Regions from separate parts of the Homo sapiens genome. Here region 1 is linked to region 2. The links are chromatin loops, found by intact Hi-C in ENCODE. Cell type or tissue: Caco-2. All regions are shown on one strand. Links, peaks and the distances in the headings refer to the core of each region. The heading gives the core; the rest is flanking DNA.

Region 1 (8,337 bases), core at 250-8,249, 210 kb after region 2:
CCACACCTCCATACAAAGAAACAAACTAGACAGGGACAAATTCTGACTCCTCGACAGTCTAGCCAAACCTGTTCATCAACAAACTGGCCTGCTGGATGCAGACTTCACTGTTTCAGGGCAGGAGTTCCCCCAAGTGCCTGGCATACTTCCTGGGGCATCCAAGGCAAGACCTGGCCCCTGCCTCAACCCTCATGCCGTGGGTCCCTCTCTTTCTCACACCTCTCTCCTCTCTCTTCAGACCGACCCTGGGAGCCAACTGCCTGCCATCGGCCTCTCCTGTCCCTGCCTGCCCTGTCCCTTTCCAACAGGCAATAGATGAGGTTGCCAGGGAGCCCCTCTTGAGAATGGCGGCATGAGAGTCAACAAGCTGCCAGCACGTGTCCAAAACGGACAGCAAGTACTTAGTTCCTGGTGAGTGCTGGGTGTGCCACCCCGGGGTCCCAGCACTTTCTGACCAAAACAGAGCATTTAAGAAGGTCCTGGCCAGGTGTGATGGCTCACGCCTGTATCCTAGCACTTTGGGAGGCCGAGGTGGGCGGATCACCTGAGGTCGCGAGTTCGAGACCAGCCTGACCAACATGGAGAAACCGCGTATCTACTAAAAACACACACAAAATTAGCCGGGCGTGGTGGTGCATGCCTGTAATCCCATAGTCCCAGCTACTTGGGAGGCTGAGGCAGGAGAGTCGCTTGAACCTGGGAGGCGGAGGTTGCAGTGAGCCGACTCCAGCCTCGGCAATTAAAGCAAAACTCCTTCTAAAAAAAGAAAAAAAGAAAAGAAAAGAAAAAAGAAAGTCCTCACTTGCCATGTCTGACTTCCAGATTTCCCAGCGTTTCCTTCTCCACTTTCTTGAGGTTCGTGGCTTGCAAAGGTTAGGAGCACTGGCTCTGGAGCAAGACCGCCTAAATGTAAACCCAACCCAACCATTTGGAAGCTGTGTGATTCTGAGGAAGTTGTTAAACCTCTCTGGGCCTTCTTTGGTGCCTGTTAGGCAGAAATAAGAATTCCTATGTCATAGAATTGTTGTGATGATTAAATGAGTTATTACATTTAAGTGATTAGAACCGTGCTTAGCACAGAGGAAGCACTCAAAAGTTAACTACTATTAGTGATGTCTAAACTTTTTTCCCCAGGGAAGGATCAATGCATTTATCTGAGTCAAGTTCAACTTTGCACTCCAGTCCTTCAGGCAGGTAGAGAGGTATCTGAATCATGTGAAAACCGTTACCGGTTTGGGGGCGAATATCAGGAAGGAGATTTAGCCCTTAGAGATTTAAGGGCTTAAAGAGCCTCAGTCCCTGTTGACCACATAACATCTGCAGAAAAGAAAAAAAGAAGGAAAGAGCGCTGAAGGACCCACCCAGGGAGGAGGCTGAGCCGCGCTCCCTCTAGCCTCCCCAGAGGTGCATTCGTTAGGTTCCCGCCCCGGCCCCAGCCCCAGCCCCAGCATCAGCTCCGGTTCCTCTGCAGACGTTCAGCCCCTTCGGAAATGTAAAACCCGGGAAGCGAAAGCTGCGGCGACCTCCCAGAGCCTCTCAGGCACGCGGCATCTCTCCCCACCGGCAGCGCCTTGAAATACCAAAGGCCTAGCCAAAGATGGAACCGTTTTGTTGGGAGCTCGGGTTTCCCCCGCCGCGAGGCTGAGCCGGTGGCGCAGCTGCTCAAAGGTCACGCCCGAGACACGTCCGCACAAGCCCGGGTGGCGGGGCGGGCAGCGGGGAGAGAAGAGGGGAGTGGGGAGGGGGACGGGGGCAGGGGGGAGGGGCGCCACCTTCTCCAGGGCCCTGCGGGGTGGGCTCCCATCTTCATCTCGCAAGCATCCAACCCGGGGAGGTGGCTTTCCTCTCCCTACTAAGATTTTATTTTTGCAAAACAAAAGGGATGCCAAAAAAGCAAAAGTTCCTAAATGAAAAGAAAATGCTTCTTTAAAAATGCTAATTGTGAGCTTTTTATTATTGTTTTGGAATTTCAACTGATGGCTGAAAATCTAAATTTGGCCACAGGAAACCTGGATCCAGTTAACCTTGAGAAGTTAAGTCTTCATTTTCTATTAAGTAAAATATTTGGGTTTGAATGCTTAGAGCCCTCTGCTTATGATAAAAATAGAGGCACTGAGCAGTTTAACCACCTGTGTTTTCCTTGGATCGCATATTTTCCACAGTAAACAAGAAAACACAGATTGGAAATCCATTCATTCCTTCATAAGAGTGCTTCAGTTGGGGTTTATTTGTGTTTTCAATCAATAGAAACCAAAAACAACCTTTGCAGGGTTATGATATTTCATGCAAAGAAGCTCCAAGAAGCTCTTTTTATCCCCTCTGCAGCTATTTCTACATAAATCCCCAGATTTTTTTAACGCAGTTAATAATTATAATTCCATTTAGTTTTCTGAGCACATACTACATGTTTTACCTGCTGTCATCTCATTTGTGATAACACTTGGAGAGTAGTTATTCTTAATTCTTATTTGCCAGATGAGAAGACAGGCTCAGAAAAAATAAGCAGTAGCTAATAAGGGACACAGCCTTTACATCTGAGAGCTACAAAGCTGTGCTGATTCCACCACCAGAAACCATTTCCAGTGTTTAAATATTACTAAATAAATAGACGGTTAGATTCATGGACAGGAGTTTGTTCTTTTAATTCCCAAGCTTGCTCTTTAGGTGACAGGCATACAGTGGAAGACAAGTTTCTGGCCAGGATAATACTATATAGCATTACTAAGCCTCTGAGCCTCAGTTTCCCTTCTCCAAAATGAGACATATATTTAAGGTATATATCCAGCTCTGACATCCAGAGACTTATTCGAAATGAAAAGCTTAGGCTCAGGCCGGGTGTGGTGGCTCACGCCTGTAATCCCAGCGCTTTGGGAAGCCAAGGCGGGTGGATCACCTGAGGGCAGGAGTTTGAGACTAGCCTGGCCAACATGGTGAAACCCCGTTTCTACTAAAAATACAAAAATTAGCTGGGCATGGTGGTGGGTGCCTGTAATCCCAGCTACTCGGGAGGCTGACATGGGAGAATCACTTGAACCAGGGAGGCAGGGATTGCAGTGAGCCAAGATCGCACCACTGCACTACAGCCTGGGTGACAAGAACGAACCTCCATCTAAGAAAAAAAAAAAAAGCTTAAGCTCTTTGGTCCATCACTGGCATGGCATAGTATTAATCACCCCTTTCCTGACTCCCTGCTTCTATTCATCTAACTCTGTGGTTCTCAACGTTAAAATCTCCTGGAGGAGCTTTTAAAAATACAGATGCTTAGGCCTCGCAGCCAGAGATTCTGCTTTCATTGGCTTGAAGTATGGCCCAGGCCTCAGCATTTTTCAAAAGCTCCCCAGGTGAATGTGTAGCCAGGGTTGAATATTGATCTAACCTAGTGAACGACTCCAGTTTCATCCACCCCAGCTGTGCTTTTATAAATGTAGTTACCATAACTGGAATTACTTTTTATAAAATCCAATAAGACTAGCGCTACCAGAGTCAATCTCAAAACAGATGTGAGCTTTCACTCTATTTAATTGTGTATTTTGCTTAAATAAGTTAAGGTGTCTCACCAAAGCTTCAAAATGCTGTTAAGTGTATGTGTGTTTGTGTGTGTGTGTGTGTGTGTTTGTGTGTGTGTGCGTGTGTGTTGTTGCTGATCCTTTCCTAAGGGACAGAGACAGAATAGTACTATAAGAACCAGAAGGTTCTAGGTCAATCTGATCCAATAATTGATTGGCCAAGTGAAATAAATCACATAAAATATTTATTTAACCCAGGGATAATGCCCATTCTTTGGAACTGGCTTGTGTTAGACCCAGCCTAAGAGACTGGTCTGAGCTGGAGGTGGTAGAAGTATGAAAGTCAGGATAAGAGGTCAGGCCGGAGCCATTTGAATCCCCAGTGGCTCTAGGCTATTTTATGTACGATTAGTCTCTCATGTTGGCATCTATGAGAGATGTCAAACTTTCCAAGGCACTCCATCTAAATGTGATCCAATGACATAAGTGCCCAGGGAAAGCCCAAACACTCTTATCAATCAAAAAAGATTTAGTTTTCCTATATAGAAGGATCTACTGATTTCTTGATATACAGAAGAAATCTAGCGTTTGTTTTGTAAGTAAATGTCTATAATATTTTAAATGTTCATTAAACGTAAGCTTCTGCTTTGCTGGTTTGCATGACCCTAAGGGACCCATCTCCCCACTGCCACATCATGCACACACACAAACCTCACATACACACTTCACTGAAGTTTTGGGTTTTACATATGCATATACAGGTACTCATACACACCCCCCCCACACACACACACAGTGTCATGTGGTGCATAACAACGTTTCAGTCAACGATGAACTTCATATATGAAGGCAGTCCCATAAGATTATAACACCATATTTTTAGTGTACCTTTTCTATGTTTACATATGTTAAGATACACAAATACTTACCATTGAGTTATAAGTGTCCACAGCATTCAGTGGATGACATGCTGTACAAGTTTGTGGCCTGGGAGCAATAGGCTGTACAATATAGCCTAGGTGTGTAGTAGGCCATACCATCCAGGTGTGTGTAAGTGCCCTCTATGGTGTGTTCACACAATGATGAAATCACCTAACAATGCATTTCCCAGAACGTATCCCCATCCTTAAGTGGCGAATGACCATGTATATAAATGGAAGCAAGCATGTAGTTTCACTCAGCCTCTGGTGACATGTTTAAGGTGAATGAAACACTACCTTTGGTGTTAGTTGACACTGTGGTCGGAACAGTGATTTCTCCAAACATCTTTGGTATGGACTGATATTCAAACAGGTCAAGCAATGCTGGGGACCTTTGGCCTTTACCTGTTACTTATAAATAATCTCAACCATACAAAACAGACAAAAGATTTTACTTAATGACTTAATGTAAAAATGCATGAAATTGCTTGCATGTTAAACTGCTGTGTTTCCCCTTGGCCATAGAAAGATTAACATTTCTGTTTGGGGAATGGTTTTGATCTTGCCTTCCAGCCACAGTATTTACATTCCAGTAAAGTTCATCTGGATTAGTTAATATTCACATGAATGAATATGCAGCCCCAGATCATGTTCTTAAATAAAATTAAATCCAAAGAAGGTGGGGAGACTTATTCTAATAAACTAAAGATGAAAATCACAAAAAGATGCAGAAATACTTGCTAATGTAAATGTCCATGATAAACTCTGGGCCAAAAAAAAAAAAATCATCTAAGGACTAAACCAAGGCAGGAACATACTGATGAAAGTGTGCCTAAAGGAAGAAACAGGGAAACCATCTTGTCAACCCAAATACATTGCCCTGCATAGATCAAAGATGGGTCTGTGCTTTAAAAAATTAAATTTAAAAAAATCATCCTAGATATGAGAAAGGACTTTGAAGTATCAGGGAAGTTGTCATTTCTTGTGTGAAATACAGGTATCAGATCAGAAATGCCGACTTGAACAAAGGAGCTAATGGTATAGTTTCCAGAGCAGGAAGTGTTTTCTGTCCCTACACCCCCGGCCTTTCTCTTTTCTGTAATGATATGTACTCTGAGTTTGAGGGGAGAGGTAACCTAATGAAAATGTTTTTTCTAATTTCTAAGAAATTAGAAAATTACTGTCTTTTTTTTTTTTTTTGAGACGGAGTCTTGTTTTGTTGCCCAGGCTAGAGTGCAGTGGCGCTACCTCGGCTCACTGCAAGCTCTGCCTCCCGGGTTCACACCATTCTCCTGCCTCAGCCTCCCGAGTAGCTGGGACTACAGGCGCCTGCCACCACGCCCAGCTAATTTTTTTGGATTTTTAGTAGAGACGGGGTTTCACCATGTTAGCCAGGATGGTCTCGATCTCCTGACCTCGTGATCCGTCCGCCTCGGCCTCCCAAAGTGCTGGGATTACAGGCGTGAGCCACCGCGCCCGGCCGAAAATTACTGTCTAATGCAATAAACATTTATTGAGCACTTTCTATGTACCAGGCAGTCACTGGGCTAAGCATAAAGGTTCCAAGATGAGTGAGATCCAGTCACCTTCCTCAAGAAGCCCCAGCAGGGGATACAGCTTATATTGAAGATTCATCTGAGGTATTAGTGCAACCAGTTTCACAGCTGATAAATTCAGTTGCTCACAACTTGAGGCTGGGGGGGTGGGAGGGAATGAGCAGGAGGTTTGGCAGTAACTTGAGCATGCCACCAGCTTTGAACTCTAGCCAATTTTTATGGTTAATGCTGGAAATTAACCCGATATGATCATCATTTCAAATCCAACAAAAGATTCCTCAGAGCCAGCCCTGGGCAAGGATTCATGGGAGGTGCTATGGAGCGGGTAGAGATGAATAAATGAGGGTCCCCTGCTCCTCTAGAGGTTTCCAACCAAGTTTCCAGATAAGAAGGAAAACCCCGTAAGTAATGTCAAGGACATCCCATTGTGTATGGTAGGGAAAGATGTAATTGGTTCTCTCCAACAGAAACTACAGTGTGGAAGAATAACGGTTTTGAAATGTGTGGAAGAATAATGCCTTAAAAGCACAGTAGGTCAAAATGCCAGAATGACAAATTAGCTTTGCTAACCACTTGGTGAATGGCCTTTTTTTCAGCACCTTGGGCTGATTAAGAAGTAGATATTAACTGATGAGTTTCTCTTTTCCAACACAGACATTTAACCCTTTGCAGAGAGGTTTTAGAAGCTATCAATTTGTAACTTAGGCTTTTCAGGAAAAGCGAAGTACTGGTGGTACATTTGAATTCCAAAGAGAGATGCTGGTAAAATCCCAAACCACCACCTCTAGGCAAGAATTGGAGCAAAAAGCATCACTTGAAGGAAATGTTACTTAATTGCTTGTTTTTTATTATTCTAACTGTCCACGTCCACTCCTTCAGCTATTTCCTCAAGTCTTCCCCTACCACCCAGGCCTGGATGGCTGCTCCTGCACCTACATTCTTACAGGTCCCTGAGGTGTATCCCTGGATCTTACATCCCAGTCAGTACTGTTTCAGGCTCGTCTTTGACTGGGTCACGGTTGTAGGTGTGGCCTTCCCAAATAATCTGGGACACCCTGACACGAAAGGTCACATCTGTCCCTCTGACTCCCCACTGCTCCTTGCACATCGTGGTTTGTACAATAGGGCTGAGCATGGGCTGACAATGGAAGCCTTGGACTTGGACCAGAAGACCTGGAGACCATGCCCCGTGTGGCCCCCAACTGACTAGTGATTGACCTTGGAAAATTAGCTTTTTTCTGTCTGAGCTTTAGTGTCCCTGTCCATAGAGTGAAGAGGATAGATTCTTTAAGGCCCATCCCTAGTGTTCTATGATTGTGCGATTTCTAACAAATGCCAGATTGTACCTCCATTTCTCTCTCTCTCTCTACACACACACAAACACACACACACTGAAACATGCACACGTACCCGCCTTGTACCTCACTTCTCCTTTCTTCTCCCTGTATTTGTGAAGTAGCAGGCAACTGTACCATTTCAAATGAAGCAAACACACAACCTCACATTATTGCTGTTAGGCCTCTACTGATAAATGCTCCTAAGACTGGCAGTTATTCTAACAATATCAACATAACATTGACCCCAACTCCCACTGAATACAAAACTGAGCACCACATGTGTCCAATTCTTCACCGTTTATAGGACAGTTTTACACCCTATCCTCTATAATTCTACAGTAACCTGTTATTGGTGAACCCATTTTACAGAAGCGGGTTCAGCACAGTCACATAGCTCTTCAGGAAGTTGTCTTCACTGCACAGAAACCAGCCGCCCCTCCTTGAGGTGCCTCAGGCCAGCTGCAGCTCCTTCTGCTCTAAGCCGGAGTCAGGAGGGAGTAGTGAGAGTTCACAATGAGAAAAGAACAAGGAGAAGAGATGGAGAAAGAGGAAGGGAGAGGAGAAGTGGGTAGCTATGGGCCTGATACTGAGGAAAAGTCCCCAGCCTTAACCTGACCTCAGCTCACAATGCCCTACACCTCCTGGGATTTAGAACCCGTGAGTTACTCTTCTGACCCTCTGCCACTTCCTTGCCCTCTCCTGCCCTCTCCCCTGCTGTGGCTTCCCTAAAAAGAATGTCCCTTGCAATCTCTCTCCAGCTGTTTGATCTTTTTAAATGTCCCTCACTTGTCTGTGGCATGTGCTTAAACCAAAAAATAGACCTTGGGCATTCAAGATGGGAAAGAGTATTAAAAGGCAAAAGCCTGCCTCGTGCCAGGGGTGTGGGCAGCCCCTAGATATCTATGATGACCAGATGTCCTGGATTTGCTGGGACAGGCCTAATTTAAAACCTTCTAGTCTCTTGCCCCATAAGTACCTTCACACTTGTCAGACCATGTGTCCCTATTTGGGGCTTGGA
Region 2 (8,337 bases), core at 219-8,218:
AGTGGCATGATCATAGCTCACTGCAGCCTCAACCTCCGGGACTCAAGCAATCCTCTTGCCTCAGCCTCCAGAGTAGCTGGGATCACAGGCACACACCATCATACCCAGCTAAATTTTGAATTGTTTTATAGGGACAGGGTCTCATCATGTTGCCCAAGCTGGTCTCAACCTCCTGAGCTTAGGCAGTCCTCCCACCTCAGTCTCCCAAAGTGCTGGGATTACAGGCGGGAGCCACCGCACCTGGCCCTTCTCTCCTACGTTTCTAATCTAATTCATAACCAAAGGCTGAGTGGGACTGGCCAATAGGTGAAAACAACAGGCCAGCATTCTCCAAGTCCAAAGAGAGAGGCCACTAATCAAGCACAGCATGTGTTTCTCAAGCCTGACTGCATATCAGAATCACCTGGAAAATTTTTACACCACTAAGAGGGCTGAGCTCCTTCCCAGAGCAATAAAACCAGAGTCCATAGGGGTGGAGACCAAGCACTGGTACTTTTAAAACAAACTTTCCATTTTAATTATAATATGCATCAGATAATTACATTAAAGCCTTGGCAAACTTTTACAACGTGAATATCCGTATGTAACTACCACCTAGATCGAGACAAAAAAAAAAAAAGCTCTACCAGCAGGCCAAAGCCCCCCTCAAGTTCCTTCAGGTCTTCTCCTTCCTCCCCAGGATAGTAACACTCTCCTGATTTCTAACACCACACATTTGTTTTGCCTCTTTTTGATATTTATAGAAATGCAGCCGTAGAGTATGTACTCTTTGTGTCTGACTTCCTTGATTCACTATTTTATTTTTAAGATTCATTCATGGGCCTGGCGCAGTGGCTCATGCCTGCAATCCCAGCACTTTGGGAGGCTGAGGCAGGCGGATCACCCGAGGTCAGGAGTTCAAGACCAGCCTGATCAACGTGGCAAAACCCCATCTCTACTAGAAATACAAAAATTGGCTGGGCATGGTGGCGTGTGCCTGTAATCCCAGCTACTCGGAAGGCGGAGGCAGGAGAATTGCTTGAACCCAAGAGGTGGAGGTTGGGCCAAGATTGTGTCACTGCATTCCAGCCTGGGCAATAGAGCAAGACTCTGTCAAAAAAAAAAAAAAAGTTCATTCATGTTGTTCTGGGTCGCTGTTGTTCATTTCTTTTCATTGCTGTATAGTATTACATTGTCTGCCCGCTATGGTATGAATGTTTGTGTCCCACCCAAATTTCATATATTGAAATCTAATCTCCAATAGTATTAAGTGGTGGGGGCTTTAGGAAGTGAATGGGTTACAAAGGCTCTCCCCCCATAAATGGAATTAGTACCCTCATAAAAGAGGCTTGAAAAAATCCTGTTTGTCCCTTTTGCCATGTGAGGACACAGCAAAAGGGTGCCATCTATGATGAACAGGGCCTTACCAGACATCAAATCTGTTGACGTTTGCATCTTAGACTACCTAGCCTCTAGAACCATGAGCCATAAATTCTGTTGTTTGTAAATTACCCAGTTGAGGTATTCAGCAGCCTGAACAGGTTAAGACACTAATTACGCATACACAGCATATAACTATTCTATTGATACACATGGATTGTTCCCTTTTTTTACATCTTACAAATAATGTGTGTATTTTTGTTTTGTTTTTGTTTTTGTTTTGGACATAGGATCTCTCTGTTGCCCATACTGGAGTGCTGTGACACAATCATAGCTCATTTCAGCCTTGAACTTCTGGGCTCAAGGGATCCTATCACCTCAGCCTCCCAAGTAGCTAGGACTACAGGTGCACGCCACCACACCCAGCTAATTAAAAAAAAAAACTGTGTGTGTGTCAAGATGGGAGTCTCACTATGATGCCCAGGCTGGTCTCAAACTCCTGGCCTCAAGCAATACTCCCGCCTTGGCCTCCCAAGATGCTGGGATTACAGGCATGAACTAGGGCACTTGGCCAAACAGTGTGGTCTTGAACATGCCTATACATGTTTTTTGACACAGGCACGTATGTGTTTCTGTTTACTCTATAAACCTAGGAGTGGAATTGCTAAGATAAGCAAATGTTTAGTTTTAATGGATAACACCAGTTTCTAAAGTAGTTGTACCATGCTGGAGTTTTGCAAAAGCTTCCCAGGTGATTTTAATGAGTGTCAAGAGTTGAGAATCCTGCCCAAGACTTACTAAGGGGTGGCAAAACCAGCCCATTTTTAACCCTCACTTTGAAACCCTTCCCACTATTATCAAAAGATTGGGGACGGGAACAAGGGAGGGCATCACTGGGAGAGGTTTGTTCTCTGCCTTGTTGGGAATAAGCGAACCGGGATTTCTGTCTCTCTGCACATTGATCTCCCTTCCTCGGAACACCCCTCTTCCACTGTGTCTATGGGTGAATTCTCAGGCATTTTTCAAGGTGGAACTCAGTGTCACCCTTTCAGAAAGTCCTTCCCTACCTTATAGGCAGAATCGCCTCACCCCTGGTAAAGCGACCAGTCCACTGTGAGGCTTGTTATCCCCGTGTATTCCATCTCATGGGGTCTTCACCTTATGTGTGCGTCCTCGTTTAGACCACAGCTACCTGAACATAAGCAGGGCCGTGTCCTATGTGTCTTTTATTCTTCAAGCCTAGCATAGTCCCTCTATAAAAAGTGCTCAATAAATGCTTATTGTGATAGAAAATTCATAATGTGACTAAAATATGAATTAATAAATGCTTAAGACTACCAGCTATGAAGAAAGGATTGAGTCTTGTTCTGATTAGGTAGTATACAACAGACCATTCCAAATGCAGTGGCTTTATACAACAATGGACTATCATCCTCCCCAGCCTGTGGGTTGACTGGGTTCAGTTCCTATGTGGTTCCTGCCTGGAGTCTGGTTACAGTCAGCTGGAGGCCCAGGAAGGGATCATCTAAAGACTCAACTGGGATGGGCGTGAAAAATGGCCTCTTCCCCCACATGCGTGGGCCACAGTCGCAATGGCTGGAAGAACTGAGGCCTGAATAGGTGGCCATCCACATGTGACTCATTTAGGAGTCCTCACACCATGACAGTCTCAGGGTAGCCATACTTCTTACATGACAGTGGTTTTCCTCAAACAAGCATTCCTGAAGACCCAGGCCACACTGCAAGGCTTCCTATGACCCACTCAGAAGTCACACGGCATCACTTCTGCAGCATGCTGGTGGTCAAAAGCAAGTCACAGAGCAGGGCAGGTTCAGGAGGAGGAGACTTCACAAGGACATGGACCCATGTCCAATCAGAAACCTACATCAGGAAAGAAAAGTGAAACTTCATTACCCTAAGCATCACTGAAAGCAACACAGGGCAAAAATAAAAACTTCATGTAAAATATATATGTTTAAATAAAATACCTTAAGATATTTTAATAGGGCTTAGGGCCTCAGCTGTATATCGTATTGCACATATTATCAGGATAAACCTATAACACTTTGGGGCAAACAAACATTTGTGAGTCTCTGCAGAAGACAAGAAACTCAGAGTTTTAGAGAATGGCCAAAATCACCCCAGGGAACCTATAGGAAGCATTGCTTGTTGGTGGGGCAGCACTTTCAGCATTTGATGTAGAGCCTTATGCAGGTTTTCCTTCAGATCCCGCTTCTTAACATGTGGGCAGCTACCTGGACTGAATGAAAGGTGCTGGGAGTTAAAGACAGGCCAGGAAAACAACAACTCACAGGTAAGAATGTTCAACACATTTGTTTGTAGCAAACAAGAAAGAACCTCGGTGTCCAACAGTAGAGGACTTGTTACAAGCTGTTATGTTCTTACACAGTGGAAAATTATGCATTTGATACTGCTTAATGAATTTTAATGGCAAAGTGTACAACAAACCATCAGGTGAAAAAGGAGTCAATATACAAAAGTTTGCATGAAATATTCCAATTATGTTCAAATATGTACATGCACAGAGAAAAGGCTAAAAGGTTATATATCTTAATTTCAACAGTAGATATGTCCACATAGCAGAATTATTAAAATGTTTTAACATGTTTTACTTTGTGCTTTTTGTATTATACAAGTTCCACACAGTGAGCACATATAATTTTCATAATCAGAAAATAAAATTAAGAGTGAGATGAAACTCCAGTGGGAAGTTGGGGCTGCGTCATGGCCCCAAGGCCCCCCCAAAAGCCTTTTATCCTGGAGCTGCTAGGGATCAATATATTATCTCTTGTAGATGTGAGGCCTTATCAGCTACTACCTTAGATCAATACTGTGTGCTCTCATGTAAGTTTCTTAACTTCTCCATTCTCTGGTTATCTACTCCATCAAACAGGGGAGTTGGACAGTAGGATTAAATCTTTAGAACTTCAGAATTTACAAGCACTTTCTCTTATCCTATTCCTCTTCACAATAGCCGGATGGCAGAATCAAGGCAAGCCTTATCACTGTTTGGCCTATGGGAAAACAGGCTCAGCAAAGTCAGGTCAGTAGCCCAGGGTCACACAGATGTTAGGCAGCGGTGAGCATTCAAAACCAGGTCTTTGGGCTTTACTCCAGCAGATCTGACTGGTAAATCAGGATTCCTTTCCTAGATCAACTGTAAACTCCCATCCTGTCATAAAACTCCGGCCAAAATTTCTGCCTTCTGAGATCACATATCCTAGGACTAATGTCTTTCTTGTTTCTGTATTCCAAGGATCTTAAAGGCAGCTCTAACATCTCCTTTGAGTTATCTCCAGTTCTGTCTGCTCCTGCTCAAATGACATTGTATGGGGTCCACACACCATTTTAGAATCCCAGAATCAGAATTGGAAAATATATTTAAAGGTCATCTGTCCTAAGAAGTCCCTGTCAGTCTTTTACAGAAAGCCTCTCATCTGAAAAAGTCCCTCGACAATGCTCCCAAGGGGGTCCTTGGGCCCAGGGCCAGGGCGATGAAGTGCCCTTTCCTCTACCGAGTGGGGAGACATACACAGGTGACCTTAATTCAAAGAGGGAATGTTTGGGGCTGCAAAGTTTGAGGCCGAGTGACTCAGGCCTTTTCACAGGGACATCGTGCACAATGGAAAGATCTGAAAGTTCCAAAGGGAAAGAAAACCAGAAAGGCCAAGACAACTCACACACACAGAAAGCCAGCTTAGAACAAATCCAGAGGGCCAAGAAGAAACCTGTGGAAAAAAATCTCTCTCCTAAGAGGGCTCTATTGTGTGTACTCTGGGTCAAAAGAGCCTCGCTCTGCAGAGCGGCTCTCCCACCTGCTGGGATTCTCCAGAGGAATCCTTTTTCTTCCGTCTGAGTTCAGCAAACTTCCTGCTTCCTCTACCCAGCGCAGCGAGCCCCTCTCTGTACTGATCAGCAAGGGTGACAGGGCTTGGCAGCCATGGTGGCAGCTTGCTGGGGCACTGGCACAAAGTGACTTCGTAAATACCGCAGCTTTGATAATTTCTTGCTTCACTGGTCTCTTGGGATTCTTTCCATCTGCGTTAAGAAAACAAAAAGTTGGACCTCCCTCTGCCCACAAAGTTAGATGCTTTTATTTTGTGTAGGACTTAAAGAAATAGATATCTATTTCTATACCACTTCATTGAGTAATATATACTTTTTAATGGGGGGGTTGGCAAACATTTTTAAGTGCCCCCTCTCCGAACCTCAATGAAAGCTTTGTTAATATAGACATTTACAAAGTAAAACTTTATTCAGTTTGAAATGGAAACACTTGGTTAGAATCCCAAATGACTTGTATGCATGAAAACTGTTATGCAGAAAAAATTCCTACAATGGTTTTTTTTCCTCCAAATGAAATTCTTTTGTGTTAATAAATATTTCTTCATTTATGTCCAATCTTAGGGTGCTCACAAAGAGATCTCCTTAGGTTACATCCCTTTGTTTCTGAGATTTAATGAAAGAATTTTATGTAAGTTAAAGAAAGGAATTCTTGTTAGATTTATATATCAAAGTAAACCACAGACCTCAGTTATTTCGCCCAACTTGGCCACCCCACCCCATCTGATGTCAGAGTCTTTCTCTAATACTGTCTTGAGTCAACTGTGTGCCAGGATAGTGCCTGCTGGAAACTGGATGGAATTCTCATTTAATTATCACAACAGCCCTATGAGAGATGTGAACTCTCTGTTTTCAAATCATGAAACTAAGTCAAGAGAGCTCAAGAAATTTGTCCGCTATCACAAAGCTAAATAGGACTGTGGGACAGAAAGACTCCTAAGCCCAAGGACTTTTTAAATATTAGAACTTCTCCTTCCTATGGTCATCTAGTCACTGCTCAAACCCTCCCTACACACTGCTTTCCAGTTGGAGGCAGTTTTTGTTGTTTTATAGTGTTCTTCCCTGTCCTGAGCCTTCTTGTAAAGTCCACCTGTAAGTTCAACCACAAGCATGATTTTATACCTCAGGCAGGAACCAGATCTAGAGGGCATTCTAGGAGGAGTAGGCTAATAACCACATACTAGGAATGTGTTGTTTGCAAGCTGCAGGTCAGAAGAAGTTGAGGCTGGCATACAAGGAAGTATCATTCTAGGGCTGTGTCAGGCCAAGCCCACAGCTTCTGTGCTGTGGATAAGGATAAGGGACGCTGAGTTTTAGGAAGTATAAGGGCTGGCTGATACACGAGGGGAAAGCAGACAGTGAACCTCAACCCCCACACCACAGGCCCAGTTCACAGGAAGACAGCTCAGGAAGGAGACACAGGTTCTGATAAGATATAAGCTCCAGATCCCACCCTGCATTTGTCTGCAAGCCATTTCCTGGTTCATGGATGGCAGTGACCTGGAAATATGGACCACAGAGGTCATGATTCTAGAAATGCTGCCCTGCCTCACTAAATTCCCCAGCCAGCTACACCCTCTGCCTTCACAGCCCTTCGTATAGACTCCTTTACCACATAGTCTCATCATGAGTTGTTTTAATTAGTAGTCTCTCCTTTAGCCTATGCCCTTGTAGTTCAGGGGTTGGTAAACTATTACCCATGGGCAAAATCTATCCCACTGCCTGTTTTTGTAAATAAAGTTTTATTGGAACACAGCCATGCACATTCATTTTTATATTGGCTATGACTGCATTCTCTACAGCTTCAGAGTTGGGTAGTTGTAATAGGAACCACAAAGCCTAAACTACTTGTCACTTGTCCTTTTATAGAAAAAGTTTACCAACCCCTGTTCTTGAGAGCAAGGACAAAGTTCTATTTATCTTATATTCCCATTAGGGTCTTGTATCTCCAACATTATAGCCATACTTTTAAAATCTGTAAAATGACAGTGATATCTCTGTCACAGAGATATAGTGAAATATAAAGGAGATATTAATATATTTGGAGACAGGATATGCAAAATGCCTAGCACAGTTCCTGGCATAGGACAAATACTCAATAAGTATTTAGTGAATGAAGCAGAAGGTCAATCCACTCCAAATGAAATGATGCATGTGAGAGCACTTTGCAAACCACAAAGCTCTGTGATGCCATGGTGGGTTACTATCATCACTGTCAAATACAGAAATGTTCTGGAGCAAAGCCGGCTCTCCCCTCTGGCTTTCTTGATCCTGATCTTTTGGGTACAATCTCACATACAGTCTTAATTTAAGCGAATTCATAACCCAATTTTTACATGGATCCTATCCATCCCTCTCTCTTACCCTCTCCCTCTAGGTACTGGTTCTTAGGTTAAATCTTGAGTTCCTTACGTAAGAGTACCAAACAGTGACGGCTCTGGTGGTTCCGTACTGAGTCAGCCTACCTAAGCCCAAAGGACATTTCCCAGATTTTTCCTTCTTTCTATGGCCCTCGTTATGGTTGGCCATAAGAGAAATTGGCATGAGATTTGGAAAGCAGACCAACCATCACAACACTTGAAGGTTGGTGCAGGGCTACAGGTGCCATCACAGCTCATGAACACAAACAGACACCAGCATTTACCTACTTGCTTACCTCCTTAGCATGGAGCAGCGGCCAGTTCTGCAGCTCCCCTCAGCTCCTGCTGAGTTTTGGCTCAGGTGTGTGTGCACCCCTATGGTAAAGGGCACATACCTCTTCTATAGGGTTAGTTGTGGTGAAAGACAGGGAAAGGTTCCAGGTTGCCCTTGATCTCTCCTGTATCAGGTCCAGCTTATCTTCCTGCATCCTTCTCCCACTATTGTGAGAAGTCTAATTGCTATGGGAAATTATTTCATATCACTAAGAGTGACTCTGCCTCCCTGATGAAACCATGAGCAAGAAAACCTAAAGGATGAGTTCTCTGAATTGGTTCTGGAGTTGGCTCTCTGATCTGATTATATTTAAAAGCGTTAATGACTCTGATGCCAGTAGTAAAGGGGACCTGGTGGTAACAAAAGAGTTAATTACATTATCACCTATAAATACCTGTAATTAAGTGCCTATAGAAGGCA

The links. A loop is a pair of places that touch in the nucleus more often than their neighbours do. Peaks named below come from ENCODE experiments on the same cell type or tissue, not always from the same donor. Only the 100,000 strongest peaks of a DNase experiment are listed, where the experiment ranks them.
Region 1: a loop joins it to region 2, with 5 times the contacts of the local background. A loop is called at or near these places in 2 of 110 quality-filtered maps.

The regions. Positions count from the first base shown.
Region 1 is chr3:194,056,831-194,065,167 of GRCh38, forward strand. The region is part of intron 1 of LINC02028 (long intergenic non-protein coding RNA 2028); the gene reads right to left. Among named protein-coding and RNA genes, the nearest start is that of LINC02028, 10 kb to the right of the region's middle. RefSeq lists enhancers at 113-1,058, 1,694-1,743, 5,732-6,232. In Caco-2, for the core only: no CTCF peak of the experiment used is centred there; DNase peaks (open chromatin) are centred at 1,621 and 4,702; H3K4me3 peaks cover 659 bases.
Region 2 is chr3:193,847,200-193,855,536 of GRCh38, forward strand. No RefSeq gene overlaps it. Among named protein-coding and RNA genes, the nearest start is that of LINC02038, 7.4 kb to the left of the region's middle. In Caco-2, for the core only: no CTCF peak of the experiment used is centred there; a DNase peak (open chromatin) is centred at 4,432.